Regions from separate parts of the Homo sapiens genome. Here region 2 is linked to region 1. Evidence: chromatin loops called from intact Hi-C (ENCODE). Cell type or tissue: PC-3. All regions are shown on one strand. Links, peaks and the distances in the headings refer to the core of each region. The heading gives the core; the rest is flanking DNA.

What was found. A loop is a pair of places that touch in the nucleus more often than their neighbours do. Peaks named below come from ENCODE experiments on the same cell type or tissue, not always from the same donor. Only the 100,000 strongest peaks of a DNase experiment are listed, where the experiment ranks them.
Region 2: a loop joins it to region 1, with 6 times the contacts of the local background. A loop is called at or near these places in 1 of 110 quality-filtered maps.

What each region holds. Positions count from the first base shown.
Region 1 is chr5:104,692,971-104,709,055 of GRCh38, forward strand. All of the region lies in intron 2 of LOC105379109 (a long non-coding RNA gene), which reads right to left. Among named protein-coding and RNA genes, the nearest start is that of NIHCOLE, 620 kb to the left of the region's middle. In PC-3, for the core only: no CTCF peak of the experiment used is centred there; a DNase peak (open chromatin) is centred at 9,431; H3K4me3 peaks cover 274 bases; H3K27ac peaks cover 2,004 bases.
Region 2 is chr5:104,904,942-104,921,026 of GRCh38, forward strand. No RefSeq gene overlaps it. Among named protein-coding and RNA genes, the nearest start is that of NIHCOLE, 830 kb to the left of the region's middle. In PC-3, for the core only: no CTCF peak of the experiment used is centred there; DNase peaks (open chromatin) are centred at 5,100 and 6,140; H3K4me3 peaks cover 2,524 bases; H3K27ac peaks cover 3,159 bases.

The DNA of each region.
Region 1 (16,085 bases), core at 5,431-13,430:
TGGAAACCCCATCAGAAAAGAAAATTCATTTGGCATTATAATTTTTGCCTAGGAAGTTGAAAAACTTTTACATATTATACAGACTCATTTCCCTAATTTGGCCCAAACTTTCCTTTTCAGAAAGGAAAGTAAGATCGTACCTTTGTGTAACCACAGTGTCTAATAAAGTGTGTTCCCTAAACAAGAGAATTCTCAAGAGAATACTGCTTTTGTTGAAGCAGTGTTTTGCTTCCTTACGCTAGAATCTGTCAGTAAAGATTCTTTCAAATTTTTAAAAGATTAAATCACAATATTACCATAAATTGAACGTTAAAAGGCCTTTGTAATTAAAACAAATAAAAATAGTATTGTAAATTCTCACCAGAATATCTACCTTAAATAAAGGTAATTAGAAATATATAGTTGACTTCTCATTTTCCTTCAGAAAAATGTTTACCAAATGGACATATTGACCTAAAATGCATTTTCTCTGTCTGCTTCAAGTTTGTTTCTGCAGCCAATTCTTTCTCAACATGAGGTAAAATTATGTTCAAGCCCAATCAAAAAAAAACTTCAGAGCCAAAAATAGTTGTGGACTTTTTCATTAGTTAAATTAAAATCAAATAAATATATAAGTGGAGCAGTGTTACTATGAGAAAATTGGCCTATTTTCCAAAATTATCAAGAGAAATGTGATGTCTTGTTGTATAGGAAGAAAAGGAATCCTGTGACTTGCTTTGGTCTTTCCAAGGTAAACCCTTCTCCTGACTCTATTTTTTGTGAACTATGCTAAATGGATTTATTCTATCATAAAGAGTTGAACACAGAGAGGCTACTGAAATAAAAGGTTTTACAAAACAGCTACCGCTATCTACCTTCTGGTTCTGAGCAGAAAGACTATTGAATACATATACAGAAGTATTAGTTTTCAGTCTACTTGAGGTAATCTAATGATTCATTTTCAAATTATGTGGTTATTGAAGAGAAATGGACAGGGTTTTTTAACTGTTCACAGATGAAAGCAATTACCACACCAGTGAAAGCACAAGAATTGTAGTGCATGGAAATTATAAGAAAGAAAAGCAAGGACTGAAGATACTTTTTACTTTTAATTCAATGTATAAAATATTTAGAGTAATGGCATCAGATTCATTAAACACTTTTCAATTTGTATTAAATTGTAAAAAAGTTGTTGCAAAATCAGTCTTCCATCTAATTAAAAAATATAAAGTCTAGTTTCTATACAGTGCTACTAATTGAACACACCTGAATAATTCATTTACCATAATTCACCCTGGTCATCATATAACAAAACTGGCCCTGACTAGAAGCACCTAACTGTTCTCTCAGCAAATAATTTCTGGAAATATGCTTTTGGCTATGCACAATGCTAGGTACAGGCCCATGAGCTTAATAAAACTTTAATATGTAAATAAGAATAACGTGTACTTTAAGTTACTTATATACTATTGTATTAGTCCATTCTCACATTGCTATAAAGAACTACCTGAGACTGGGTAAATTTATAAACAAAAGAGGTTTAACTGACTCACTGTTTCCCAGACTGTACAGGTTACATAGCTGGGGAGGCCTCAGGAAACTTACAATCATGGTAGAAGGCAAAAAAAGAGGCTGATAACTTCCTACATGGCTGGAGTATGAGGAAGAAAGTGAAAAGAGAGGTACTACACACTTTTCAACAACCAGATCTCGTGAGAACTCACTCACTATCACAAGAACAGCAAGGGGAAATCCACCTCCATGATCCTATCACCCCCTGACAACCCTCTCCTCCAACAATGGGGATTACACTTCAACACAAGATTTGGACAGGGAAACAAATCCAAACCATATCAACTATATACCTTGTGAAGTACATAGGGCAGGGTGGTGAAGTTGAATGGACAAAAATGGCTTAATTCAAGAATACTGCAATATGGGAGAGAGGCTAGAAGCCCATCACAGCTCAACCACTCTGAAAATAAGAGCTGGAGAGTTATGAGCTGGGGTGTGGTGAATTATATAAGCCACCTGTGTTTGCTACTTGGCATTACCCAAAGAAAACTGGCAAGAAAGCTTTAAAATGATTTACATCTTAAAGGGGAAGAGAAAAAAATTACAAGTTTTCTAAAGTAAAATCTCTAAGAAAAGGGAAGTCAGGCCAGGCTTGGTGGCTCACGCCTGTAATCCCAGTACTTTGGGAGGTCAAGGCAGGTGGATCATCTGAGGTCAGGAGTTCGAGACCAGACTGGTCAACATGGTGAAACCCCATCTCTACTAAAAATACAAAAAATTAGCTGGGCATGGTGTCAGGTGCCTGTAGTCCCAGCTACTAGGGAGTCTGAGACATGAGAATCACTTGAACCTGGGAGGCAGAGGTTGCAGTGAGCCGAGGTTGCACCACTGAACTCCAGCCTGGGCAATAGAGTGAGACTCCATCTCAAAAAAGAAAAAAAAAAAAAAAAGAAAAAGAAAAAAAGAAAGAAAAGAAAAAAGAAAAGGGAAGGGAGGAATAGAGTAAAGAGAAAACTATATAAAATGTAATCAAACTGAGGGGAACATTAAGGCCATCTTGGTCAGTGAAGAGAAAATACAAATTGACTGTAAACAATTTAAACAAATGATGCAAATTACACGGATAATCTTAATTAAAGCATATGTGGTACAATCACGTTTTTGTTCATTTGTATTTCCTTTTGAGTATCTATTCATGTCTGCAAGCAGTGGAAATCAAAAAATGGCAATTTCACTTGTCACAAGAGTGGATATCAAAATGAACAATCTTTACATTGCATGGATTACACTAAAAATTTAAAGGTGCCATGAAATTTATTTGGGCACAGTACAGTGCTTCAGTTTACTATAGCCTTCTAGACTGGGCCTACAGAAGCCATTGAAAACTCTCATTATCTTCTGCTTTTTAAAGCCTGCCCTTGTGGTTTTTGATGAAAGAAAGGTACAGAAATGCATTTGTTGTGGCCCTAGTGATGTTTAGCATCACTGTAGACAACATTTTAGATAAGAATCTTCCTTATATTTTGTAGGTATAGAAAACCTTAGAGAACACTAACACAAATTTGCTCCACACACATGCAGCTTTTGGAGGAAGAAATACTATCTCACATTATAAGACATATCACAAAAATAAAGTACAAAAATGACCAGATATTGTAGGAAAAAAATAAGTATTTAAGACGACCTTACTAAAAGTGCATTGTGAGAAGGCCTCTATGATCAGTGAAATAGTCTGAAGAATGAAAACGATGTTGTTTTTCATAACTGCCCTAATATCAGACTGGTTCTCATTGTTTCTCAGAATAAAATAATTGAAGCAATTTGTCCTCAAGACAAGTACTATATAACTCTATCTATTATTGCTGTTGTGAGTGTAGTCAAAAGTGTTAAACTACAGTTTGAATGAAACTTTCCAGATGTATAAAAATTGTTGCTTCTTTTAGTAGTTGTGGAAACCTTGCTTCCCAAATTACAGTGACAAATGGCCAACTATGTACTAGTCTGTGAGCTTCTTGTGAATTGCTGATGTCATATTTCACGTTGTGCACATATTAGCTCCCATTAAACATTTAAACACTTCTTGAACACATAAATAAGGGAATGTTCTTTGTATTTGGATCTTGGCAGAGTTTCAGTTCAGAAAAGGGAAATTAATCAATAGAGGTTTAATCCCTAGGAAAAGAGGAAATTTGTAAACTAAGGCTATTTGAAAGTGTTTTGTTTTTCTCATAATTGTAGAGTTACCATGTCATTTATTGTTCATATCAGAAAACGTTTGTCCAGGACAAGTATTAAACTAGACAGGAATCCCAATCATATGTTGAAGTTTCTATTACTCTACCCATTCTACAGATGATGAAACTGAAATTTATTTAGGGGTCAGACTTGACTCTATATAAAGTATCTGACTATGAGGTAATAAATAGGCCAAAATCATTAGAGAAAATGTGTTTCCGATTTCTATTTTGATAAGCTTTGTGGGATGCGAATTTTCCAATTTCTCTTGCTCTCACTAGCAAGTCCATTTGGGGACCACACAGGATGTTGCAGTCCTGATGGGAACTTCATTTGTCATCACTAGAAGCTTCCTTTGCTTAGGGCTTTGTAAAGTTAGAAGTGAATTAATTGAAAATAACCTGGTATATTTAAAATAATTATAATTATATGAAATTTATAAGCCAGTATGTTTAAACAAAAATACATATTTTAGGGACTATAAATAAGGTGTTATAGGGTCCAACTTTTAAACTTTCATTGTTCCCCTAGTAACCTTTCTATTCCCCAGGAATAGGGAAAATTATAGCTAGTTGATTATTTTTAAGAAAATTGTTTCTTTTCTTGTTCCATCAAAATTTCTCTTCTGGTCTAGGTTTAGCCTACCATTTTCTGTGTAGCATGATGTTTGAGTTTGCTCTTGTTTATCAGGAGTTGACTTTTTGTTTTGAGGAGAATAGTTTCATATGTGAAAAATGTTCATGCTTCAAGTAAGAACATATTATTTATATTATCTATTTCTATTTTTAATTTCCCAGCAGTTATACAGATCCTCTGTCTCAAATATAGTTAACAATATCTGCTATAGAATTGTGCTGTGTTTTATAGCACTAGGAAGCTATTATTTTGTCCCCCTGTTCACCTTCCTTTCCTTGTAATGATGAGGAAAATCATGGGGAAAGCACCTTTTAAAAGAAGTCTGAGCCAAAAATGAATCATCCATTGGGCAAAAACTACAGCTGTCATGTTACTTAGTGTGTTGTACCAGTAAACCAGTAAACACACTTCTTGGCTACAGAACACCAGAGTTTTAATATTGAAACATTTTATGTCATAAATTATACAGTTGCACATTCAAAATTCCCTAGTTCAAAAATATTTGTGTTTTTTTTCCCCAAAGATGGCAGATTAGAAGCTTTTAGGATGCCTAAGCCATTTGAAAATAGCAAGATAGTGCCTAACGATCAACTCTGTGAGCTTTAATTCAAGAACGGAAATGGGAATCCACCAGAATCATGAAGGACATCCCAAACCCTGGGGAGGAGAATGTGGGCAAACAGCCCCTGCGAAGGCATCTGGCTGATAAAAGTGAGTGAAGTCATTATGTGAGAGAGTCAGAGAGCCTCCCTCATAATTCACCTTTCCATTGGGGATCTGAGCAACCCAGGACAAAAGAGAACACTGCGTTTCTCCTAAGCCACGGAGGTAACTTGGGAGGCGGCTTGGAGACCCTGAGAAGGAAAGACTCTAGGAAAAGCTGCAGGCATTTCCCCCAACCTAGGACCTAGAGCAGGATGGCATTTTTAATCCAGACACATACGCAGCCAGGCGCAAAGCCAGGCACAAAGCCATTATTTGGTGACCTGGCAGTGTGCCCATACCAGCATTGTAATCTCAGGCCAGAGATTGGAGCACTTGCTCTGGAAAGTGCCTGAGGACTAGGCGCTAGAACTGTGCTGTCCCCCATCACAGGCCTGGAGCGGAAGGAGAGCTGCTACAGCTCTGGTTTCTCCTAGATTATAAGACATGCAGCCAGGGCCAGCTTGATGACCAGTAACCGGTCTGGGTGTGTCCTTGCTGGGTGCTCCATTCTGCTCCCCGGATATCCTGGTGCAGCAGAGCCCTCTCCACTCCTCCCCTATGCAGAATTTCAGGCATTTGGAGTGCCACCTTGCCTAGATCAGCAGCCTGAGATACCCACTCTTTCTGTGCATAGATTATGGTGCATTGCAACCCTCTCTGCTCCACACCCAGGCAGATTTCTAGGCATTCAGAGCACCTGCCTGCCTGGGCCTGCAGCATGAGCTCCTATCCTTCCTGGGCATAGATCCCGCTGAAGCAGGACCCTCCCTGTTCCACATCCACACAGAACTCCAGACATTCGGAGTGCTCCCTTGCCTGGATCAGCAGCCTGAGACACCCACCGTTTCTGTGCATGGATCATGGTGCAGAGGGACCCTCTCTGTTCCACATCCAGGCACATCTCCAGGCATTTGGAGTATTCACTCACATGAACTAGCAGTCTGAGTCACCCTACCCTTCCTGTGCAGAGATCCTGTTACAGAGGGTCCCTCTCAACTTCAAGCCCAGACAAATCTCCAGGCACTTGGAGCACCTGCTCAACTGGCTCTGCAGCCTGAGCCACCTCACCCTCGCCATGCGGACACTGTGGTGCACTGAATCTTTATCCACTCCACACTTAGGCAGATCTCCAGCCAGTCAGAGCACCCACTCACTCAGATCAGCAGCCTGAACAACCCAGATTTTCCTCTACAGAGACCATGGTGAAGTGGGGCCCTTTCTACTCCACGCCCAAGCAGACCTCCAGACATTTGGAGTTTAGGCTGCACCCACTCCCCCTCACCACCCCCGTGCAGAGAACTTGAGGTAGGGTTGGGGGAGAGAGAGAGAGAGAGGATGGAGAGGGGGGAGAGAGAGAGAGAGAGAGACTATACTACAGAACCTTGAGCATAAACAGCATTTATATGAATGTGGTTACTTTCTCTTTCCTTCCCACTTGTTGAGGAATGTGTCTTTAGCCTTAACTTGTGAGTGTAGACCAATGCGTGCTTTAAACCTGAGGTTTCTGAAACTAATTACACCATCCAGGGTCTTCAATGTGCTGCTTGAGTTGAAATACAACTGCTAGGATAAATAAAAACTCAGGTATTATCTTATCTGGGCAAGTTATAGGGCAGTACGTTGCTAAGTGCCACCTGAGTAAAAGGATTTATTGACATGGAAACTACTATAATTCACTCACATTTTATTATAAGTTCAGCATGTTTTATAGTTTCCTTATACTTTCAGATAAAAAAATCTCTTTTTGAAGTTACTGTAAAACACATGGAAGAACACTGAGTTTGACAGGTAACCTCTAATAAAAACAACAAAAAAAGCAAAAACAAACAAACAAACAAAAAACACTTTTAGAATATATAAAGGATAAAATGCAAAAGTATTTTATAAAATTTTGTGGAAAAGGACATTCACTAGAAGACACATGCATTTGGCTCTCTAAAAATTCAAAACATGAGACAAAGGACAAAGCCAGGGAGTCTATTTGATGCTTCCTATCTCTATAGAAACTGTATTATTGATACCCACCCCTTTTCTATTTCTATGGTTACAGAACACAGAAGACCCTTAAAAAGCAAAAGGATAAAGAGATACATCTCTTAAGTGTCCATGGTGGTGAGTGGAGACTGATGATAATAAGAATGGATGCTCACAAATTCTTGACAATTTCTTAGAGTTATGGAAAAATGTTTAAGTCAGGGCTTGAGATCAGAATACAAAGATGTCTTGTTCACAGGTGAGAACACCATTAAGCTAAACTGAATTCATAAGATGAATTTAGTGTGACCCCACATGAGTTATTTTACATGCATACCTTAGTAGGTTTTCACAATTGAAGCAGAATAAAAGTTTTAAAAGTTTAATAAAAAAAAATAATGTGTTCTTTTTTATATTTATACACTGGTGTCTCATTTTTTTCATTGAATTGCTACATAGAAGAAAATAACATAATGTTTGGTACTTGGAGGAAATAAGATGGAATGAAATACATACATAGAGACTACTTTAGACGTTTAGTTGTTCTTTGTTTCTAGCTTCTCCATGTAAATTTATTCTTGAATTTTTTTTTCTCCAAAACACGAAAAGTTTAGATGGTAAAAAGAGAAGAGAAGAAAAGGAGTCAGACAATTTCAATACTTTAGTAGTGAGAGAATGAAATTACTCACAGCCAGATAGGTTCTTAGCTTTTCTTCCCCATTGATATATGCCAAACATAATACTGACAAAGAAATGAAGGACAAAGACATTTTGTGCCATCTCCTGAATTATTTCCTACAATTCCTTTAAAGTTAAAATTACTTAACATTGCAGGGGAAAATGAATCAGGAAGTCACATGGCGAATTAAATAGTATAGAGTACACTTACTGACGTACTCTGCTACTGAAAGTACCAGCTCAGTTGGAAGTGAGCAGTCATCTAAGGTCTACGTGCTCTATTCTGTGTAGTCAATAGAAATCTCATGAAAATAATAAGATTGGTTTATTCTTCTTTAAACAGAAGTGCTTTATTCTGTATGTGTGTATGTTTGTGTGTGTGTGTGTGTGATTTTTTCATGTGAACCTTCTTTGTGAAGGATTATTGATTTATGACCATATTTATAACACCTTTGTCTTAACATTTTCTCCATGAATTAACTCCTTCTTGTTTTGAAGGAATAAAAACAACTCTTGTGGAAGATTTGCCATCTTGCTTTCTTTTCCACTTATGCATACTTCAGTGGAACAGTTTTCCTGGGAGGAGACAGTGAGATTTCACACTCTTAGATCTGAGGAAATGAGGTAGCTGTGGCAATGATAATAGGACCAGGTATAGAAGGTAAATAATGTGCCTTTTAAAATTGGTGTGATGGGAATGGCAAAGCCTTCTTGAAATGCGAAAATGTCTAATTGGTGCCCGCAGAAAGTTTCACTCAATAAAACATTTTAAGTCAGGATGTGATCATTTTTATCAGTCATTGATGAAAAACGTAATTTTGAAAATAAGTACAGTTAAGAAAGCAAGAAAAAATATGCCAGCCTTTTTCTTCCTCATATGAGACACTAACATGAGAAAATTAATCAAATCACATTAATGTCTCCATGCTCAATGCAAATTCTTTATTCTTATTTTGTGCAGTTTCAGAGTTGAGTGAGATAAGATTGTACCTATGCCATAATATTTACTTCATTATTTGAGGACAAAACTAGTCAATTTTTACAGAAAAAAAATCAGTAAAACTAGCCATTTGATATAAGTCTTCAATTCAGACAAAAAGTTATGTTAGTAGTTTCTCCAGAAATAGTTCCATATATGTCTATGCCTGCATTTAAATGTTTGTGATAGCTTTAAAACCCTTCAGATATTTTATTTTATTTTTTATTATACTTTAAGTTTTAGGGTACATGTGTACAATGTGCAGGTTATTTACATATGTATACATGTGTCATGTTGGTGTGCTGCACCCAGTATCGTCATTTAACATTAGGTATATCCCCAAATTCTATCCCTCCCCCCTCCCCCTACTCCACAACAGGCCCTGATGTGTGATGTTCCCCTTCAATTTTAATTAAAATTGTGCATCCATTGTATGTATATCATTAATGAAGAAATTTTAAATTGGTTAATTCATATGATCAATCTTGCTAAAATAATCATCTACATGCTTTGTATTATACCAAAATTACAAATTTATTTATAATCTTAAAATCTGAAAAATGGGCAAGAAGAATGATATCTGAATTTTTACAGGTGAATTCCAGGACTTCTTCAAATAGGTATTCCAATAAAAACATTTGGTTTTGCCTTCCTATTCTAATATTTTTATCTAGATCTTATTTAGAAATTCATCATGAGTCACTATGACTGTGGGTATGACATTTGTGGTGTGCATGTCATTGCTTATTCAACAAATAACTTATCACTATGGCAATTTAGCCCATTATTTGTCTTTATGGTTGGCTTTCTATAAGGCAATAAAAATTTCATGTGTTATGAAATAAAAAATTCAGTGTTCAAGTAAAGGCTTTAGCCTTCATCAGATTACAAAAATCTTTCTTTCCTCTAAACGACTTTTCCATTTGTTAATTTTCAAAATTGTAAAACACGTTGCCAAACTAAGGATAGCATGGGGTGATGAAATGGAAAAAAGTGGACTTGAGTGGGGTAGTCCTGCTGTTTGAATCTGGCTTTTCCAATTCCTTACTGAGAGATTTTGGTCTCATTAGTTATGTTGCCAATTTTTGATTTGCTCATCAAACTAGAAGAAACAACATATATTTAGGAAGATTTTGTAGTAATGAGAAACAACGTCTATAAAAATATAACCAATAATCCAGAGTATGTTACATGTTCAATAACTGTTAGACCAAATATCATATACTTTTAATTTAATTAGATAAAGTTTTCCATGAATTTCCTCTCCATGTTGTAAAGGAGAGGAAAGGAAAGAAACCTAATATATATTGACCATTTACTGTACTCCAGCCACCGCGCTAAAGTTAGAACTTTGATTTCTAATTCAGGGCACTTGGGATAATTTGGACACTCAGGTTAAATAAAACACTACAGTGTTTCTGCTGAACCTACTCCTGAGCATAACTAAGTTCATGGTGTTAACAAATAGGCCATATATGCCATGTCTTTCTCTAGACATAAAATTTCCAGAACTTCAGTTGCTACCACAACAAAAATGAACAAAACTGTTTTTCTGGATGTGTCAGTCCCCTTCCTGTTAACTGGACCAAGGCTATCATTTCATGGCCGTTCGGGGATTGGGGAGAGTGGAGGGTAAGACACACCTCTCTTTATCTCTCCAGCCCCCACAAAATTTCTTCTCTAAGATTCTCTGTGTTCAAATATTTCTCGTTTTAATAATAATCTCTCTATATATACTATAATACAGATTATTTAATAATCTATATATAATAATTAGATATGTATATGTGTATCCCCAATACATAGAATTATAAATTATATATTATAGATATTACTATATGATTATGTTATATAATTATATATAAATTATATATTATATATTTTATATAGAACACATATCAATTTTATATTATATATTATTGTATAATACATAATATATAATTGTATAATACATATTATATATTGTATAATATGTATTACATATTATCGTATAACATATATATTATTGTATATAAAGTATATATTATATTACATGTTATATATTATATATTATATAGTATATTATAATTATAAATTAATACATATATTTTATATAATTACATAATTATAATTATAAATTACATATTATAATTTATATTATATAATATGTACTATATATAATAATTACATATATGTGTATATATATCATATATGTGTATATATATATATCTCCCCAACCTTAGGTATTTTTATGTGTGTTATCACCTTTAATAACTTTTGATACCTCAGACTGCCTCCTAAATTGCCCTTTTAGGAATGAAAAGAAAATATTATTATTAACCACAATGCCAGTTCTGTACAATTAATCTACTAGATTTCACAAGGCTGGAAGAACTGAAGCATATGAATTGAGTATCATCTTCTAAAATGAGAAAATAGGATGCAACTGTTTCTGGGGGCTATTACATGTAATTGAGATCGAGTTTTGTTTATCAATGCTAACAAATAGGAAGTAATAAGTATAGAATGAATAATCTTAGGCTATAACCCACAAAAAGCGAATAACTAAGAGTCATTCTTTGGATTTAAAACACTCGATTTTTGTTGGTATGTTAATGTACCTCGCTTTCATCTAATATTCTGTACAAATCTATCTGACATTAAAACCTGTTCTTTTCTGGGTTCATACAGATTACTAATTAAGAAAAGGTACTGACTGGATATATAGATATTTCTTCTCTATTTTAATCAATGTTGAATATAATTTATCAGAGAAGTAATAAAATAGTAATGTGGCCTTATGAAAGTCATGAATTCAGATTATTACCATTTTTTGATCTTAGTAGATAAATTTTTTTTGTATTATTCAAAAGATATATAAATAGCTTTTCCTGAACTCACCATTGCTGCATCTCTAGGAATTTTCCTTAAGGACTTTCTATGCCTTGTGTCACTTAATCCTTATAAATTGCCAGATTTAGCAAATAAAAGTAGTGGATGCCTAGTAACATTTGATTTTCAGATAAACAGCTTATTAATTAATTAATTTTTGACACAGGGTCTCACTCTCTCATCTAGGCTGGAGTACAGTGGCACAATCATGGCTCACTGCAGCCTCGACCTCCCAAGTTCAAGTGATTCCTCAGCCTCAGCCTCATGAGTAGCTGGGATTACAGGGGTGGCTAATTTTGTATTTTTCATAGAGACAGGGTTTCACCATGTTGTCCCAGGTTGGTCTCGGACTTCTGGGTTCAAGCGATCCACCTGCCTTCGCCTCCCAAAGTTCTGGGATTACTGGAGTGAGCCACCATGCTCAGCAACTTTTTCTTTTTTTTTTAATTACAGGTATGTCCCATGCTATTTTGGGCGTGTATACACTAATAAATACTACTTGTTTTTCTGAAATTCAAATGTAACTTGGTATCCTATATTTTATTTTGCAACCCTAAAACTACTTCATTGGCCAGCCACTGTTACTGATCATCCCCATTTTAAATAAAAGAAATTGAGGTACACAGTGATTGTCATGTGCTCAGTGTTACATGGATTTTAGTATGGATTAAAATCCAACTCGTTTTATAGTCTGGTTTCCTGGTTCATATTCCCAACCATTTCACCACTTTCTCTCTCAATATCTACTCCTATGAGTTTTAAGACTGCCTGATATTATCACTGTGGTTCCTCTCAAATCCAACCCTCCATGACCTAATTCTATTTATCAAGGTAAAAAGGGGCTTATCCTTTAAAAGCTTATTCTACTTCATCGCTCCAAAATGAATGCCATTATTTTGGCAGCATCAGTAAAATATCACTAATATAAATAAGATCTACATTTCTCTTGAAAAACTTTCCAGAGATCAATGTGGCATAACTAGCCAATCACCGTATCGGAAGAACTGATTTTTGTAAGGTATTCAGTGAACCTTGTAGCTTCTCTCCAAAGTTTACCTGCTAATTACTATCTATTTACTTGTAAAAATGCTAATCGAATATACGTGGATTTAAAAACACGGGGAAATTCCTCTTCAATTACCACAATGGTTCATTCTCTTCACTGTGGAAAGGATGCAGTCCATGACAGACAGAGTAGCCTGTGGAACTGAAAATTAAAAGGAAAAAGGACCTCCTTGTTATGTAAAAAGTAGTTTTATTCAGTAGAGTGCTGGGTAAGTGTGGCAAAATGTTTTCCACATTATCTGGGTGCAGTAAAGGATTTTCATTTATCTTGTCTACGATCACTTTAGGCAGCTCCAAGTGACATCTTTCACACCACTAATTCATTGCTATGGGTCCAAGATCCCCTTTTTATCTGTAATGGAGGCAGCATAGAGGGTGATACAGACTCTTCACCTAGAGCGGTCAATTGGGGAACTGACCAATGTCTGAGGTCCAGAAACATTACGTACTGATAGTAGAGACAATTGTCCCCATGCTAAAGACAAAACAAGAAAAATTTATAAATATTCTGGTTACAGGCTATATAAGGTGTTCAAGAGAAATCAGCAGATGCAGACTGGACAGTCTGTGGGTCTGAGTGACTGCCAGTCATCTCAGAGATACTAGTGTTAGATGATACTTTCTAGGGCAGTGGCAAGAGCCAAGGACTTGACAACTCTCTTCCCTGCCCTGGAAAACTGGCTACTCTTGCTGCCTTGGATGAAAAAGAAGACCTCACAATAGGGTACAACTAAGCTTAGAGGACAAGAAATCATGTTTAGTAATGAAAATCATTGTTCTCATCTGATTTGCTATTTTATACCTTCACTATTCTACTGGAGTGGTTTTTATATTTTTCTCTTTCCTACAGTAATATTTCAATCATGTACATATGAGACACATTGTCTAGGATCCCAAATAATAAATGTTGTTTTGATAAAATACACTGCTGGTCATGCACAACACCTAGATAACTATAATCTCTTTTTCTCCTACATTAGAAAGCATGTCTGAGTGTCTGAGTGAGAAACACTTAAAGTGATAGTCTTATAGAATTACTAATTTATTTTTTAAAGGAAAATATTTGCTAACTCATTGTTAGCATAAAAGCATTGCAATGTGATGACACAAACATCATAGTACCTTGAATAAGAGCCACTATGTATAAAAGTAGGAAGCTACCCATAAAATTATGATAGTTATCTGCTTAAAATCCTTCAAAGACTCCCTCTAAAGTCATCACAGTTCATTAGACACGCAATGCCCTTTATAATGTGGCCACAACTTATCTCTCCAGTCTTTCTTCTTTCACTTTCTCCTATGATTCCCTGGCCCCAGGAGAAGAAGAAGAAAAAAAAACAAACAAACAAAAAAACCGGCTACGTCTGAATTACATCATGTAATTTAATTTTTAGGGCCTTTGCTTGTATTTTCCTATCTGCTTGAATCACCCTTTCGCTATATTCTATGCATACTCATCTTTCAAAACTTAACCCGAATGTTACTTTCTTCATGATATTTGCATGCCTCAAAATAATTTTTTCTCAGTGCTCAAATAAAATTTCTTAGAGCTCTCCTTGAATAATAGCATTCTTTGTTGATAAATTCTTTGATATTACATAATGAAATCTCTTGTGATGGGATTAAAATGTATTTCTCATTATATCTCTAACATGATGTATGTGATTTAGAAGTTGTTTAATGAATGTTTGTTAAAATAGTAACTAAATGTCAAACAATTATGTACTAATCTCAGACTATCACCAAATACATACCACTTATAAGCAAGGAAATTCTGCAATACTTATTTCACAGTTAATAGGGACTAAAAATAATTTTGAGGATCAATAAATTAGTTAATTATGTGACTGGGGTGAAATATGGAAACAGTATACTGTTTAAAGAAAAAAGCATGGTCTTTGAACTAGACAATTAGATTTTCATCTGAATTTCTCCACTTTTGGTTGTGAAGTCAATGAGTAATTATTAGACATCTCTGAGTTTCATTTTTGTTGTCTTAAGGAGAAGAAGAAGAAGAAGAAGGAGGAGGAGGAAGGAGAATGAGGAGGAGGAGGAGGAAGAGGAGGAGGAGGAGGAGGAGGGGAAATATCGGTGAACCCAGTTGCTGGTACATAGTAGGTGATCATTAAATATGAATTCACTTTCCCTTTCCTGAGTTCTTCTGAGCTAAATGCGTAAACAGAATGACCCATGATGATGGAACATACCAGGTTAAAGCTGTCTAGAAATAGGGAAGTAAAAGGAAAATGCAGAACATGTAGAAATTAAGTTATTTATGAGGATAATAAGATAAAATATGCCAAAATAGATTTAAACCATTTTAAATACTTACTTTTGTATTCTAATGTTGCCTTTTCCTAAATCCAATTTTATAATATTCTAGTTTCAGGTGCAAAATAGAATACTAAAATTCTCTTGGCATGTTTGCAATGTTTCTTTTATTATCATACCCAGTATCCTTCTTTATTGCAGTGACTTCACGTAGAAGCCAGCCTCTTTATAGTTTCTTCTTTTGGAAACTATGTCAGCCTCTCTGAATCTCTCTGACTATCACATTCATCTTGAGCTTTCCGGTATGTTATATAAAACAATACTAGCACCTTCTGTTTGATGTAGATAAAAATGACAGGATGAAAAGCTGACTATGAGACAAACTCCTGGCTCATTTGTAAAATAATAAAACACTTTCAGCTGCCTCATAGATAAACGTTTTGAAACAAAGTATAGCTTGGGTCCATTTTATACTAATTTTGTTTATTTAGTATTTAGAGGTCTGAACAGGACTCATGATAAAAGTGACATTTTTGGTAGTTAATTCACTACCTACTTCATTGACTTCTACTTGATAGGAAAAGAATGTCTAGACAGGAAGACTTTCTTTTCATTAAGAGACTAGGAACTTGGGTTAAATATTAAGAAATAATTTATGATTCTGGCTGGTCACGGTGGCTTATGCCTGTAATCCCAGCACTTTTGGAGGCTGAGGTGGGTGGATCACTTGAGGTCAGGAGCTCAAGACCAGACTGGCCAACCCAACCTCTCCTAAAAATACAAAAATTAGCCAGGTATGGTGGAGGGTGCCTGTAATCCCAGCTACTCAGGAGGCTGAGGCAGGAGAATAGTTTAAACCTGGGAGGCAGTGAGCCTCCCAGGTTGCAGTGAGCCGAGATTGTGCCATTGCACTCCAGCCTGGGCAACAGAGCAACACTGTCTAAAAACATAAAAAGAAATAATTTATGATTCTGAAGGATTAAAAGATAAAAGATTAAGTATGATCAACAATCTAAATAGTCTATATACAACTTGACTACAGTGATTTAAGTATTCAGACAAATACTATTATCAGGAAATGATCTCAGGTTTAGGCAAATAGGTATATCTTAACTTACGGGAATTAGGAAACCCAGTAGCTGTTCTCTTGAGGGTAACCAGAAAGGCTGTTCCACAT
Region 2 (16,085 bases), core at 2,665-10,664, 210 kb after region 1:
TTCCAAGATTATTTCAAGATGATATTCTTTTATCTTTCTAATCATCAGTATAATTTTGAGGGTCAGAACTCTGTAAATGTCACATTGCAGAACCCAATATAAAACTGGCTCAAGCAAAAAGATACTAAGCATTCAATCTAGCTTCAAACATAAAAAGATATTGGTTTTCTGTTTAAAGGAAAACTGTTTATCTTTGTTTATTAGTTCTTTTCTGTGTTTTGCTCTATTCTCAGCTTGTTGTTTCATACTTGATGAACAGTCCCCCGAAGCTCCAGCTTGGTTAAACCAGTACAAAAAGAGATTCTTCCTTTCTGAAAGATATAGTAAAATATTTAGTACTAATGCTATTTGCATTTGGTGGACTCAATTTAAGTCACCTGCCCATCACTGAAACAATGTTTGTGGCCAGATGAATGTGATTCTCACGTCCACTCATAGAGTGACTAGGTAGGGTCCACCTACCTGAAAAGAATTGCTGACCAAGAGAAAGGAGTAATTCTTTTTTTTTTTTTTTTTTTTTTTTTTTTTTTTAACAGAGTCTTGCTCTGTTGCCCAGGCTGGAGTGCAGTGGTGTGATCTCGTCTTATTGCAACCTCCACCTCCCGGGTTCAAGTGATTCTCCTGCCTCAGCCTCCTGAGTAGCTGGAATTACAGGAGTGCACCACCACACCTGGATAGTTTTTGTATTTTTACTAGAGACGGGGTTTCACTATGTTGGTCAGGCTTGTCTCGAACTCCTGACCTCGTGATCCGCCCCCCTCGGCCTCCCAAAGTACTGGGATTACAGGCATGAGCCACCGTGCCTGGCCAGGAAAGGAGTAATTCTTCACAGGGAAATCATAGTGGTAGTATGAGAAGGTAATTTGCTGAAGAGTAAAAAAATAATAGTTATCCATATATCACTTCATTGTAATTCATTATAGATCTATCTATTTACTATTTGTTATGTCTTCCATCCCTTGGAGAAACATATTTATCCATTTAGATTGAATTGTGTAAAGCTACCAGTCTAAAGAATGTTGCATAGATGTAGATTAATGTTACAATGTGGGTTAATTTTTTTAAAGTTTTATAGTTCTATATAATTTATAAGTAAGTTCCTTTTATTCCTTAAAAATGACAAATATATGACCAATTTCAGGCAGTCAGATATTGATTCAAAGTGTTAAGATAAATATTTTCAATGCAGCATTTTTTCTACTATGTAGGACATATTGTTGATCATATGTCTTTGCTTGTAATAAAATAATTCAAAACATTTTCACACCCCTTAATCCTAAGTGGCAAATACACTGTACTGAATTATACTTTCTCAAGAAGTTAATTCATTAAAAGTTATTTTACCCTCTGTTTCAAATGAATGCTGGTCAGTTTCTTACTCATGGGAAATTATGAAAAACATAAATTGAAGAAAGACTTGTAAATCTTGACTCTAAGACCATAAAAAAGTCCAAAAGTAAAGAAATACACTTTTGTCCATTTTTTCAAATAAATATTGTGTTTAATATTCTCTGCTGCATATTTTCAGAAAATAGCCCTTCTAAAGAAGTATTAGACTATTCTTCAGCTGGTTCAATCCTTAATAATGGAGAGTGAATATAAAAATTCCCTGACATTTAGCCTGAAGTTAAGCAAGTCTATTTCTATTATCTACTATATTCTGGGTAAGCAATATTTAGGTACCCTTCAGGCATTTTCAAGGCTCACTTTGTAAACTTATGAAAACACCAGTGTGTAAAGAAATCTAAATCTGAAGCTTCAGTTAACATGTTATTGAAAAATAAATTCACCTATCTACCTATAACTTGTTAGCATGATTAAACAAATAAGACTAGTCAAAGAAATATTCAGAAAAGAACTAACGTTGAAGCTTGCTTTGGGCTGAATAGTCATTTCCAAAACCAACTTCTGTCTAAAGACATCTCCACAATTTAAATTAGAGAAACTGCCACACAAGAACTTAAGCCTTGACACTTTTGCAGCTGTGTTTTTGTGAAGAAAGTTCCATAGTTCACAATAGTTTTCATCAGCTATAAAGGGACAGTTTTTAAGAATTTTTGAGTAAATCAAATTGAATATATGCAAGGGATGTATTTACAGACATTTCCCTCACTTAGGAAATGAAGCAAGTATTACATTTGAGACTTGTAATTGCGCCCTGTTGTTTTTGTTTTAATAACAAATCCTCTAATATTTTGATGGCATCTAATCATTGCAGCTGCCCTAAGATGAGGCTGCCCTAGAAACACTTTGTGTCTAGTAGCCATTCATCCTCTCGGCTGGAATTGAGATGGTAGAGGAGTGAAACATGTTTTGAGATGGTAGAAAGGTTGCACTTAGTGACCAGGGCCTCTTTAGAGAAAGGGAACTCAAATGTTAGTCTTGTTACTTAGTCCTTAGGAGATGTGTGGTATAAGGTGCCTACCATTCTGTTGGCAGAGTGATTAGATATTTTTCTCTGGTGACTTTCCTAATAATTGTTCTTTGCTTCCTCTCTCAAGCTAATACTGTGTCTTGTGACATTCAGGCATCACTTGTCTTCCTACCATCTCTGCTATCTTCTGGAATTCCATCCCTAAAAGCTCAAGGAAACTAACCTATCATGTATTACATCTTTTCAGAGCTATTACTAATAATTGAAGGACCTGTGCTCTTGAACATCTAAACAACAGAAAAATTTCTAAACCGCATGTTACCTAGTGCTGAATGCATTTTCATATTCAAGGTATATAAATGTTCTATAATTTTCTGTAGCTCCATCAGATACTTATCAGTAGAATCATGAACTGCCAAAGACATGACTTTCTATTTCCTACACATGTCAAGTACAGAGTCTCTTCCAGAGAATCACAGTTCAAATTAATTAGGGAATTTAATATTGGCTGTGGTATGCTTCCCTATCTATGTTGTGTAACCCAAATAAATGACTCTAAGAAGAAAACTTCAGGCAATGATAAAAAGAAATCCCAAGTAAAGGCTATTTGAAATTATATTAAATGAGGTGAATGAATAGATGTAATATAAAAACAGGCTTCACGCAGTGCCTTAAACATAAAATATGCTCTGTGAAATTTTTATTATTATTGCTTATACTTATTATTTAATTGTCATACTCCTGCAATAGCCCCAAGCAATGGTTGGACCCATATCTTACTATGTTTTATGTGCATATTAAGTTATCAAATACAAATTAGCCTCCATGAGATTATCCACTTAAATTCCAGTTGCCTTGAAAATTTTAGTCCAATCACAACACAGCTAAGATAAAAATTTTCTTTTCAGAATCAATCAATTGACACTGATTGGAATGAGTTTTAAACACCTGAAAAACACTGACTGATTCTCAAAGTAAATTATCTGATGTAATTATCTAAGTAAGCAGACACTTTAGGTTCCTAAACCTTCATTATATTATTAAATGTCCACAGTTCTATATAACCTTGTTTCATTATTTAATTCCTCTTTGAATTGAAGTTCTTAATTATATCAAACAAAAATACTCTGGCAATTTTAGTACCATTTTCTTGATAAGCTCTCTGTAATGAGAAAAGAAACTTCAGCAGCATAATAAAAATGACCTAGATTGAAGAAAATCACTGTCATCTATTTCAGCTGATAACCTTACCTCTGACTTAGGAGTCATTTTTCCTCACCTTGGTGGTGAGTGACTTTAAAAGGGTCTCTAATCCTGTTCTTTCTTCTCTCCCCATCCTCCCTGCAAAAGCCCTTTTGTAGGGGAGGAATCAGTATAAAAAGAGTTCTGGAGAATGCTAAGGATTTTCAGACACTGACTGCCTGACTTGAGTTCTAACAATCAAACTTGAATCTACAAAGAACAATGTGGTGGCCAGAAGGGAGGTACAGCAGCAGTGAGGTGAACATACCCCAGGGCAATATTGGAATTCTCTGAATGAATTTCATATTATATGAATGTCTTATTCACTTTGTACAAGATGTTTTATACAATTATAACAAGAAAATAGACATAGGGGAGAAAAACAGTTACAATTTCCTATGCTTGATCACAAAATCAGGTGAAAACACTCCTGGAAAACTAGGGGAGCCTGGTGCAGTGGCTCACACCTGTAATCCCAGCACTGAGTGATTACTTGAGGCCAGGAGCACGAGACCAGCCTGGCCAACATGGTGAAACCTCATCTCTACTAAAAATACAGAAATTAGCAAGGTGTGGTAGCAGATGCCCGTAATCCCATCTACTAGGGAGGCAGAGGTTGCAATGAGCCGAGATTGTGCCACTGCACTCCAGCCTGGGTGACAGAGCGAAACTCTGTGTCCCCCCCCACACCCCCTCCCCAACCCACACAAAGACAACCAAGGAAAAGAGCAACAGAGCACATGAGTGTTCAGTATTAAATGCCTACATATGTCAGGCAAGGAGAAACAACACTGACTGCTATTTGATAATGTTTATACAAGTCAATGTCTTGTGAAACAAAGAATTGTGTTCTTTTTAAACTTTTTGAATAAGTGTTTGCTTATTTTTTTTTAAATAAGGGGTTTTGTCAGGACTCAAACTTTTTATAATCATGCAAAGCAGAATTTCTGGAAAATAGGAGACTTGGGATTACATTTAGAGTAACTAAGTAGGTGGAAATTTAAACTCTTGTAATCTGAGTTGTGCATCTTAATTTTGAAGAAATTATAAATAAATAGAAATACCTGTTGTATATGAGAGCAACGATGAGACTGAAAGAAATATGTTTCTAGGGTTTTTATTTGGCTATTAATAAAGACCTATTTATGCTGATTCATTGAAAGATGTCGGATTTTATTATATCAATGGCAACTTCAAACTGCTTCTAGTGAGAAAGAACAATATTGAAATAGCTCCTGGAGAACAAGGTATGTGGTGAGCACCTAGTGTCTTATTTGAGGTATGGTGAAGAGGAAATTCAATTATAGAAAATTCACTATTTCCATTGGGTGTTTTGTCATTCAACTTGTATCCTGGGGAGATGATTTGGACACAGAGTGCAAGTTGAGTTAAAGTAAAACAATTAACTCTCAGTTATGCCAGAGTCGATCATTCCATTTATGTACCATTATCCAGGCCCTTTCATTAGCCTCCTTCTTCCTCTGGCTTTCTTTCATGTTTGTTTAATTTTTTCATTACTATCGTCACAAGATAGAAATGTGAACTATGTAATGAAAAGAAAAATATATCAGGCAATTTACCTCTTTGATGTCAGATATGGCAAAACAACTCAAAACAGAGGAGTCATCAAAAGACTTATTTATACTTCAGAAAGTATCCACAAGACTTTTTTTCTCTTTTTCCGTAACACATGCACATGCACACACAGACACACACAAACACACACACACAGACACCCACACACGGGGGTGGTGGAAGGCATAGAAAATGGAAAGAAAAAGAAAGAAAGAAATTTCACCCTTTCTATTACTACCTATACAGACTTTCATCTCTAAGATGTGGATTTGTGGCTTCATTCCTTACTATTTCTTACTGAATGTTCTTGCCCTGCTAAGCTTCCTTACAAACTGCATTTTTATTCAAGTCTTAGAGTGACTCACAAACATCTACTCAATAAAATCAGAATCCTTTACATGGATTTTAATGCCTTTCATATTTCATGGGCACCCATCTTCTCCATTCTCATTTGAAATAATTCCCTGAAAATCCCACAGATTATCAGACCAGAGTCACTTTACAATATGATAAACATCCACTTTCTCACCTTTGTTTATGTTGATCCAGGTCATACCAGGTTATGATGCGTTCCCTCCATCTCTTTATTCTTTCAAACTCCGCCTGTTATTTAAATTCAAATCAAAATCTCTTGGGTTTCTAGGAATCAGACTTTGAGATTAAGATGTATAAGGAAGAAGTTTACCGGGGCTTGCTCTCAGAGGCAACCCCATGAGGAAATAAGTGAAGCAGTATTGGACAAATTAAGGAGTTAATAATGATGGCTTCATCTGGTCTCATGAGGAGCATTGAAACCGGGGTGGTCTTTTAGAGATGTCTGGATTAGACGCAAGGGTGTCGATTCCTTACACCCACATTACTCACCAGATGCAGACTGAGTTGAGGGCAAACAAGTTTCTCTTGGAGGCCGCTCCCTTAGGTAAAGGGTAATAACAGGAGATGAACTCAGCTGTGAGCTGTTAGTGGCAAACATTCCTGGCAGCTGGGGAAACGCACGCCCTTGCCCTGAGGGTAGACCCAGGCAGAGTAACACAGCATTCACTGTCATCTGCTTGCATCTCTTTAAAACCTTGAGAGTTCCTAAAAATTCAACGGATGTTTTTGTACTTAATTTATTTCTTGTATGTGTCTCAACCACAGAATCTCAAACTGCTAAAGAAACATTTCCTTAGCATCCAGTAGCCATACTGAATCCGGAAGCGTGCTCTAAATATTAGTATAAACAAATTAGATTTTCCTCTCAAACATGAAGCAGGGGGCCGGGCGCGGTGGTTCACGCCTGTAATCCCAGCACTTTGGAAGGCCGAGAGGGGCGGATCACGAGGTCAAGAGATTGAGACCATCCTGGCTAACACAGTGAAACCCCGTCTCTACTAAAAATACAAAAAATTAGCCGGGCGTGGTGGCAGGTGCCTGTAGTCCCAGCTACTCAGGAGGCTGAGGCAGGAGAATGGCGTGAACCCGGGAGGCGGAGCTTGCAGTGATCCGAGATGGTGCCACTGCATCCCAGCCTGGGAGACAGAGCGAGACTCCGTCTCAAAACAAACAAACAAAGAAACAAACAAACAAACCAAAAAACCCATGAAGCAGGGGTATGTTATTAATTTAAGGGAATATACTTATCAAAAAGGGAATGTATTTATGAAAATATACAATGTATCAGGCATACCCATGCACTGCACTCTGAGCTCTTAAGTATAGGAAATCAGTAGGGCTGAGGTATTTGTAGAAATTGCAGTTTAATACATCAAAATGAAGACATTTGCTCCTGCCATAAACATTTCTCGCATTTTATTTGAAAAGTAAAAAAAAAATACTAACAATTGGGACTAGTGACATTGTTCCTACTGCAATTTCATCTATAAAAAATGACTTTATAGTGATGAATCTGCAAAGAGCACTATTGTTGGATATTATATAGATAATGCTTCTATGTTTAGTGTTGAGATGGCTGGATTTCAAGTGAAAACTATATCAATGTTACATTAAAAATGAAGGTATTAAAGAGGTGTAGTTAGAAAAAGGGCAGACAAATCTTAAAAAGTGGGGTTCTATTTGAAAAATATAGAAAAAACTGCTTTAACTCAATAAAATTGAATATTTAATTATAACTTATTTATACAAAGAGTTCAAAATTGTTGAGCTATATTTGTTCCTATCTTATTTTAACCCAGAATAACTAACAACTAAACTTTACCTTTGCTAGATATCATTTAAAATAAAGAATTTTGTACTTTGTCAAATGAAAAGTTGGGAAAATATTTCACCTGTGCATCAATTTTATGTGAAGTCCAATTTTACATATAAACTCAGAGTTTGAGAGGGGAAAAAATGAAATGCTTTTATTGATTTAAATAATCAATCAAGGATCATTGAAAAAAGTGTGTTTATAATATTTTTTCCTACTCATTAATGCAAGATAAAATACATTTTTGTTTTGCATTTGAAAAGACCATGATTTATCTTAAGGGATTTGTAAAAAAAAATATTTTAACCTTTTGAAAGCTGTTCTTTTTGGAATATTTTACAGCCTTGTTTTTTTTTTTGTGAAAAATTGACTCACTTTCAAATACCCACTAAGATTTGTTAGTCATTAAAAATATTCAGCTATTATATAGTCATTCATGACAATGTCACAAATGTTTGAGTTATTTTCATTGAAGACTCATTATATGTCTTTATTTTTCTTTCTCTTTGACATGAACAACCATCAAAGATGAAAATCATTTCTATGATGGACAAAGACATTTCATATTGACTTTGGGTTTCCCAGAGAATAAAGAGGATAATGAAAAATAAAAAGGAGTGAATAAAGAATGTAATGCTTTGTAATATTGATCTATTTTTAAAGAATCTGTAACTGAAATTCACTTCTGAATGACACCATGCAACATCATATCTAATGCTTCACCAGAAAGACAGTTTTTACTTTCACAAAAGTTTTATCAATTACATGTTTGAAAAATGCCAGGTGGGTGAGAGCTTAGTTGGCCTAAACCATCTTAAATCTTTGCAGGTCTATTAGGTCATTGATTTGGTTCTTTGGACATTTAATGAATATAATATGAATTGTTCGTTTTCTGTCATACGAGGAAAATATTTCAGACAAGATACTTTTATGATAGAGTAGCATATTATTATTATTATTATTTGCAACTCAGAGAGAAGTCTGCTTACTTTAATCCCACTAACTTGATTCAAGTCCTATCATCAGTGTGACCATTTAAATAAACAATAAGCTGAGGTAAAATAAAATAAAACATAACAAAACAAAAAAAGTGATCTCCCAAAGTAGGCCTTCTTCTGCAGGAAGTAAATGACAATTTATGGCATATTTCAATATGTGAAAAAAATGATTTTTTCACAAATTTCATTAGCACACCATTGATTGCTCATTTTTCAGCTCTCAAAATAATTTAACATAGTCTCTTTCATGCAGAGGATAACATATTCATATTATTTGATTTTTGATGAAACCAAATGACCCTTTAAATTTGCAATAGAGTTCTTTAATTTTGTATGAGTTTCTTTACTGCTGTTCATTTAATTTTCTGTTTCCATTAACCATCTGCAAGCATTTGACTCTATGACAATTATTCAGCTGTGGTACATCATGACTGACATATTTTATAAATGAAAAAAGAAAGAAAGAAAAGAAAATGGAGGAGGGTTAGAGATCACAAGAGAAAGGAGGAGAAGGCAATCGAACACAAATGTCATGGTTTGGAATCATGTATTTTCCATTCAGCTGAAACATCTGAGTGGTAATTATTGGTCCAACTGTAAATCTAGCCTAATTGCATTTTGTCTTCATTTCTGACAAGCACTTCACGATGATGATGATTACTCTTGCTAAATGCATTCGTTCCATGAATGTTTTCCCACACTGATGGCCAGGGGGCCTTGTAGATAAAAAGACTGCAGACAAAATAGCTCAATTCTGCTACAACTAAATCAGTATTGATTTCTTTTCCCAACTAAGAGAAGGACCCACTGTATATGCCTTTTGTTTTTCTGCCTACCTACCACATAGGGGGGTTTGGTCAGTAGATATTAGAATGTGCTTTAATTGACTGACATAACTGAGAGGCCAATCCTGGGCAATTAGCACTGATTAACTGTGTCGCTTGTCTGACAAACAGAGCACATTACATCTTGCCCATTTTCTTAAAGGCCTGTATTGAAAAGAATCCCACTGTTTGATTTAATTTTTCTTTGTACCATGGAAACCTTTTGCCATGTTGATTTAAATGTAATTTTTGCCTCTTTATGCTTTTTTCCCTTCTTATTATTGAATACCCAGTGAGCCTTTTCAATGATGGCACGGGGACAGGCTGTTAGCGTCTTTTCATAAATCTCTGTATTTCACAGTGGGGCAATTAAACTAAACATTTAGATTTGTGCTACAAATTTAAATGTGCAAGTGGAAGCAAATGGCTATGGAATTGAAGGGCATTATATTGCTTCATCATTGCAGTTCAGCTTTTCAGACTCAGTGAATGTTCTGACAAAGAAATTCTAGAAAAATTGTAGTTCTGGAATTTTTCTGAAAAAATCTTTGTAATGTAGCATCAGATAAAATCTGCACAGACTAAATAATCACACTTAACTATTCATTTGGATGATTTAGACATTTCATCTAAGTTCTTGAAACATTTATGAGCAATACTTGAATCCACCTTTGACAATGGGGCAAGGGAGAAAGGCTGTCATCAAGCTTCTGAACACAGTCAGTCTCTGAACAATGCATATTATAACCCAAGGCAAAACACCTGCAGATGGTGGATAATAGTAAAAGAGGTAAAAGGCTAGCACAGAAAGAGAAGGTATGAAGACTGCAGTTATATAGCAAAAAAGGCTTAAGTTAAATGAATTTGGTTCTTAACGTGTGATATAATGCTTGGAACGTTCAGAAATAAATAGATTCTGTTGTAATAGAATCCTCACAGAAAGCATTAGTGGACAGTTATTATTTGCTTCCCCAGCACCCATTTCTCTTTCTTCCTGGGAGGGGCCCTGATTTTCACTGGAAGTTCCATTCTTCTCCCATTCTCAGTCTATGTGGCTTGAAACTGAGTCTCCACCCCAGCAAAAAATATGCAGCATCTATTCAGTTCATACAGTGTGGTAGGTACACTGTAGATCAGGCTAAACCCATTCTGGAATAACATTTCCTGGCCACCTGAGTCATTCAGATGTGAACAAAATCTAAAGCAATCTGATCAAAGTAACTTTCAAGGCTTTTTCAAACTGCCTCGAGTAAAAACTTCCACTCCACTGGACTTTAACAATGGATTATCTAGGTATCCACACATCTTGCTATTATGCCCAGCTGCAGAATGAAGTCAACACATTGAAAGAAGTAGAAAGAAACCAGGAGTCAGTGCCATCATTTGGGCAACAAGGTCAATATATACCCTTGTTGCTTAAGCCAGTTGCCATTGATTTTTCTGTCAAAAAATACTTAAATATAGAAGCTAAAACTATTTGAACAAGATTATAGAGCAGAATGAAAAGCAAAAATACATAGGAAAGAAAATGTTTGAACTTCAGTTTAGAGAAAACACAACTTATCATATTCTACTGCCCCTTCAAACTTTAATCATTGAGTATGAAGTTCTCTAACCCAGATGAAAATTCTAACAAGCTCTTGGTTTTTCTTTGCATTATGTAACATAAAGAGTTCCCAAATCACTTTTAGTTCCAAACACAGTCTTGAATTTTAAAAAAGTTCTCATTACAAAGAAATGATAAATGTTTAAGATGATTGATATGCTAATTACCCTGATTTGACTGTTATACGTGTATGAAAACATCACACTCTAACCCATAAATATGTACAATTGTTACGTGGCAATTAAAAATAAAATAAAACAACAACAAAAAAGATTGTCTAGTCCCCCAGAAAAATAAAAACTCTAAGTTGGCCTTTGTATTTGGTCTTTTTAATGGTTTTAGAATGGAAGGCTGCAAAAGCAAAAATATAATTATTTATAAATTTTTCTCCATCTCGCTTTTTGTGTATTTCCATCTGTAAGTGTAGCTTCAGAATTGAGTGCTTAGAGGCAATGAAATGTAAGATGTTCTTTGAGGAAGTCAAGGAGAAAAAAACTAATATATTTCATTGCTACTGATAAGAGAGACATAGATATGATGGAGAGGCATTTGCATGGAGACAGTGGCTCCAGAATCAGATTGATTATTAGCATCTCTACTTGTCATTAGCTAGGACATTAGGCTAAGTAGCTCAACTTTTGTCTTTGCAGTTAAGATTAAAGCTTACCTTTTAAGATTACTGTAAGAAATACAAAACCAATGTGTACTACATGCTTACCACACTTTATGAACTGAGTAAAATGTTTCAGTTATTTGAGAAGACTTATCAATAGGATGTTAGGAGAGGAAAATCATACCCCTTTCTAGAGTAAAAGCAGAGTAAAAACATAAACAATAGTTCATTTGAAGTGTTATAATCCCCCATGATGTGAAAAATACAAAAATATATTAAAAAGAGATAAAAATCCATTTTATAGACTTATTCTCAGTAATTATCTATCCATATATATATATATATATATCAGTAATTATCTATCCTGTTAAATCAGGAGTTATTTCTGAGATAAGAAAACATTAACTCCAGTTGAACTAAGAGCTTGTAAGCACTCTGTGAGCTCATAACAGTGTAGGTATCCCTAGAAGCACTTGAAATGCACATTGCAAATACTATCAATAACTAACTGCTTAATATAAAATGCTGGCCAAATAACCTTCACAAGCAAATGTGGTGAACAACAGAGATGATATTAGAGATAATATTTTACAAAACACAACAACTTAAAATTTATCTCAGAAATTTTTTTTTCCTCACGTAGTTATGCTAATACAGGGTTACATGTTTTTCTCCAACATTTTAGGTATCACATCAATGTACTCTGTAAATCCTATTGCCATATGAGTTATGAAACATTTCCTTTTCAACTCTGGGTTTCAAGTTAAGGTGCCATAGTTAAACATGCTTTTACCTGTGAGCAAAATATCAATAGATTGGGCCTGTTTGAGAGCTAAAAAGTATAATTGATTTATTAAAATTATGTCTATGTCTAAATGAAGAGAATATTTCCCCCTCAGATGGTAATTTACAAGACATTTGTATATGACATATTCTTCACAACATAATTGGAATTTTTTTGAAGAATGATTTTTTTTTTTTACTTAAATCAAGGATATAATGGGAAGGTTACTATGATAAGAACAATGAATAAAGCCAGGGTTGTTCTATAGGTAGGGGATGTGGATTATACCGAGTGTTACAGTCTGTATTAGTTGCATATGGCCACATAACAATCACCAAAACCTAAATAATGTAAAACAACATACATGTATTATCACAGTTTCAATGGGCATGAATCTGGGCATGAATTAATTGAGTGGTCATCACGAGGTCTTGCAAGGATGCAATCAACGTGGTTGCTATGCGACATTACTTTCTGGTGCTCAGGATCCTCTTCAAAGCTCAAATAGTTGTTAGCATAATTCAGTTTCTTGTGGCTAAGTGTTGGGTTTCATTTTCTTGCTAGTTATTAGCTGCGGACTACTCTCAGATCCCACGGTGCCCCCTCAGGTCCTTGGCATTTGGCCCCCTCCATCAACACGTTCACATTGCAGATTACATTTTCAAGGTCAGCAGGAGAACACATCTGACCTCCATGAGGGTCCCAATCCATTTAAAGGGCTCACCTGATTAAGTCAAGCCCTCCCAGGAAAACCTTTTTTTAAAAAAATAAATTAAATGAAAGACAATTGATTAGAGCCTTAATTTACATCTGTAAAACTCCTCTTGTCATATAACGCAATAATCACTATTGCTTTTGAAATCAGCTACAGGTAACGGAATAATCAGTATTCAAGATTATATCTGAGGACTATTTAAAAATACAACTTATTTTATCTTCCCTTGTGAAAAATATTTTGAACTTTTCACTCCACATTAGAATATATCCTCTAAGATAAGTCTTATGCATGTGTTTCTGAATCCACAGTTGAAAGTCGACTGAGAGAAGCTGCAAGTGCTACAAATCTGCTGTAAAGATGAAGCTGATCCCCATCGTATTACTGTCTACAGCATGTTCACTTTGTAATGCATGAATATTTTCCTATATTTACTATTCAAATTTTAGTAAACATTTAGTATTGGCAACATATTATGTGCTAAATACTAGTTTTTAAAATGAGAATTATTATGTTTTCTTAAAAACATCTTTTGAATATTTTTAGGATGTAATTTTCATGAGGGGCAAAAATGGGTGGTATAGCATGGTAATTGTTATCCTCCACAGGTTCAGCAAAATCTATAAAGATCCTAATCTATCCTAGTACATAACTATGGATCAAGTATTTGTAATTTTTTTCTAAACCAAAACTGCATGTTATTTAACCCATACTTGGAATAACAGATTCTATTTTGTTAAACTGTAAGCTAAAGTATTATTTGTTTCAATAGTAAACAAAAGGATTATTTTATGTTATAGAAATTTTATCTTTTTTTAGATGTCAAACATCACATTGATAAAATTATACTGAAATTTGGATAACATATTTTGTTTGCTGTATTATATAACCACAAAGATTTAAAAACTTGATCAAATCTAAGTTTAAGATAATGTAATACGGATTAAGTATGCACTTTAGAGATAGTATAGGTTTTGAATATTGCTCTCACCCTTTACTAGCTGTGATTTTGAGCAACTACTCACACATAATCTGTACATTGTCACTGAGCTTGTACACATAAAGCATTTAGTACAGTGTCTATTTTAAAATTTTATCAGTAAATATTAACTATTAATATTTTATCATCATCATCGTCATATTTCTTATCAAGACAAAATTATAATATTTATGAGAAGAAAGCATCTATCAGCAATGACTTGAGCTTATACTTTTATAATTAAAATTTTCATCATAAAATTTTACAAAGACAACTTGAACCCGGACAAACTTGTCAAAAGTTGTGTTGAAGAATAAATGATTAAAGTTCAGTTGTAAATATTCATCAGCAATAGTGAACACATAGGTTTGAGATTTCATATTCATTGAAATTGCTTTGAGTTCAACTTTGCTAAAGAATTTAATTTTTTTCACAGTTGAAACCATTGCTATTTTTTCTATCAAAAGCTATATTATAAACAAATTCTTAAAAAGAGGCAACATTCTGATATTCTAAAATCCAAAATACGTAGATGATAAGTAATATTAAATAAAGCAACTAAATATCTTGCCCTTGGAACTCAGAGGTTTCCCTTTAAATTTAACTTAAGAAGAACATAGTGGACACCCAATATGTATTTACTGAATTAAAAAAAAAACAAATATTTCTATTAATAAATAAAAGACCTTTTCGTTGTTAATAAGCAAAATGCATTTTGAAGCTCACTTTCCGTTTGTGTATGTGTGTGTACATGTGTTTGTATATGAGTGAAAGGATTGGATTTTTGGTAATAAACTCAATGTCATCAAATCATATATGTACTTATGTGTGTGCATATACTTATGCATACATATTTATGTCTCATATGTATATATATGTATAATTCATATTATTACTTATCATTTAGTAATTTACTTTCTTTTTTATCTGATCCTTTCTTCTACTGTGTTTTATTTTTAACAAGAGGAGAAAGGTAACATTTTTATCATGTAAAACATTTACTTGAAAAATCATTATCATTAGAATCTGATTATTTTTTGTCTGCTATCTTTCTAGTGTTCAAACATAGAGCTATGAAATTGCCAATGTTTCTTTTTTAAGTTGAGATAATAATTGTACATATCTGTTTTGATACATGTATAGTGATCAGATCAGGGTAATACACATAGCCATTATCTCAAACATTTGGCATTTCTTTGTGTTGGAATAATTCCATATCCTCCTCCTTCCCATTTAAAACTATACAATATAATATTGTTAACTATGCTCATCCTACACTGGGTGGTAGAGAAGCTGGCAACCTAGGAATGCCAACACATGTGGACAAAAAAAAAAGTTACCCTTCAAGTCTGCTCTCTCAAAACAACCAACAGGAAATAGTAAAGCTGGCGAGACAGAGACTTTTAGACAATTGCTGCTCTGTAAAAAAGAAATACCAGAAAAAATTACTGTTCAACCTACGCACCTGACATCTCTCTAGACACCAAATTATACTATGCTGCAATGAGGAGTCCAGGTTCCTCCACAGACCCCCTACTGATATGGTGTCAAACAAGGAAGAGTGTGGAACAGGGACTTTCATGAGTACTCATCAGTAAGGTAGCAGAACCCAGCTACCCCTGTCAGTTATCACACAGAGTGGCTGGACTTCCACCAGCTTTGGAAGCTAAAGAGTCACCCTTCCCTTCCAGGCTGAGATAATGTCAAAAGAGACATAGTGGAAAATCAGTAATCTCACCACTCAAATATAAGGAGGCTAACCACCAGAGAGGACAAATAAGAGTTGCTCCCCCACCTTTCAGCCAGGTTGGTATCACTAGGAGCCCTAATGGATAGCCTTAATTTCCACTCCTGCACTGAGAAACCAGGAACCCCTCCTGCCACCCCACTAGGTGTCAACAGAGCCCAAATGGCAAAGCTGAACTTCCACACATAATTGACACTAACTAGTTGGTGTCTCCCTCTCCACTCTGCTAAAACAAACAAACAAAATGAACAAACAAACAAAAAACAGATTTACATTTGAATGAGAAAAAAACAATCAGAAAATGCCAGACTGAGATGACATAGATACAAGTATCCCTTGGAGACACTGAAGGTTCACTTCCAGACCAAGGCAATAAAATGAACATCACAATAAACTGAGTCACACAATGTTAAGGTTTCCCAGTGCATATAAAAATTATG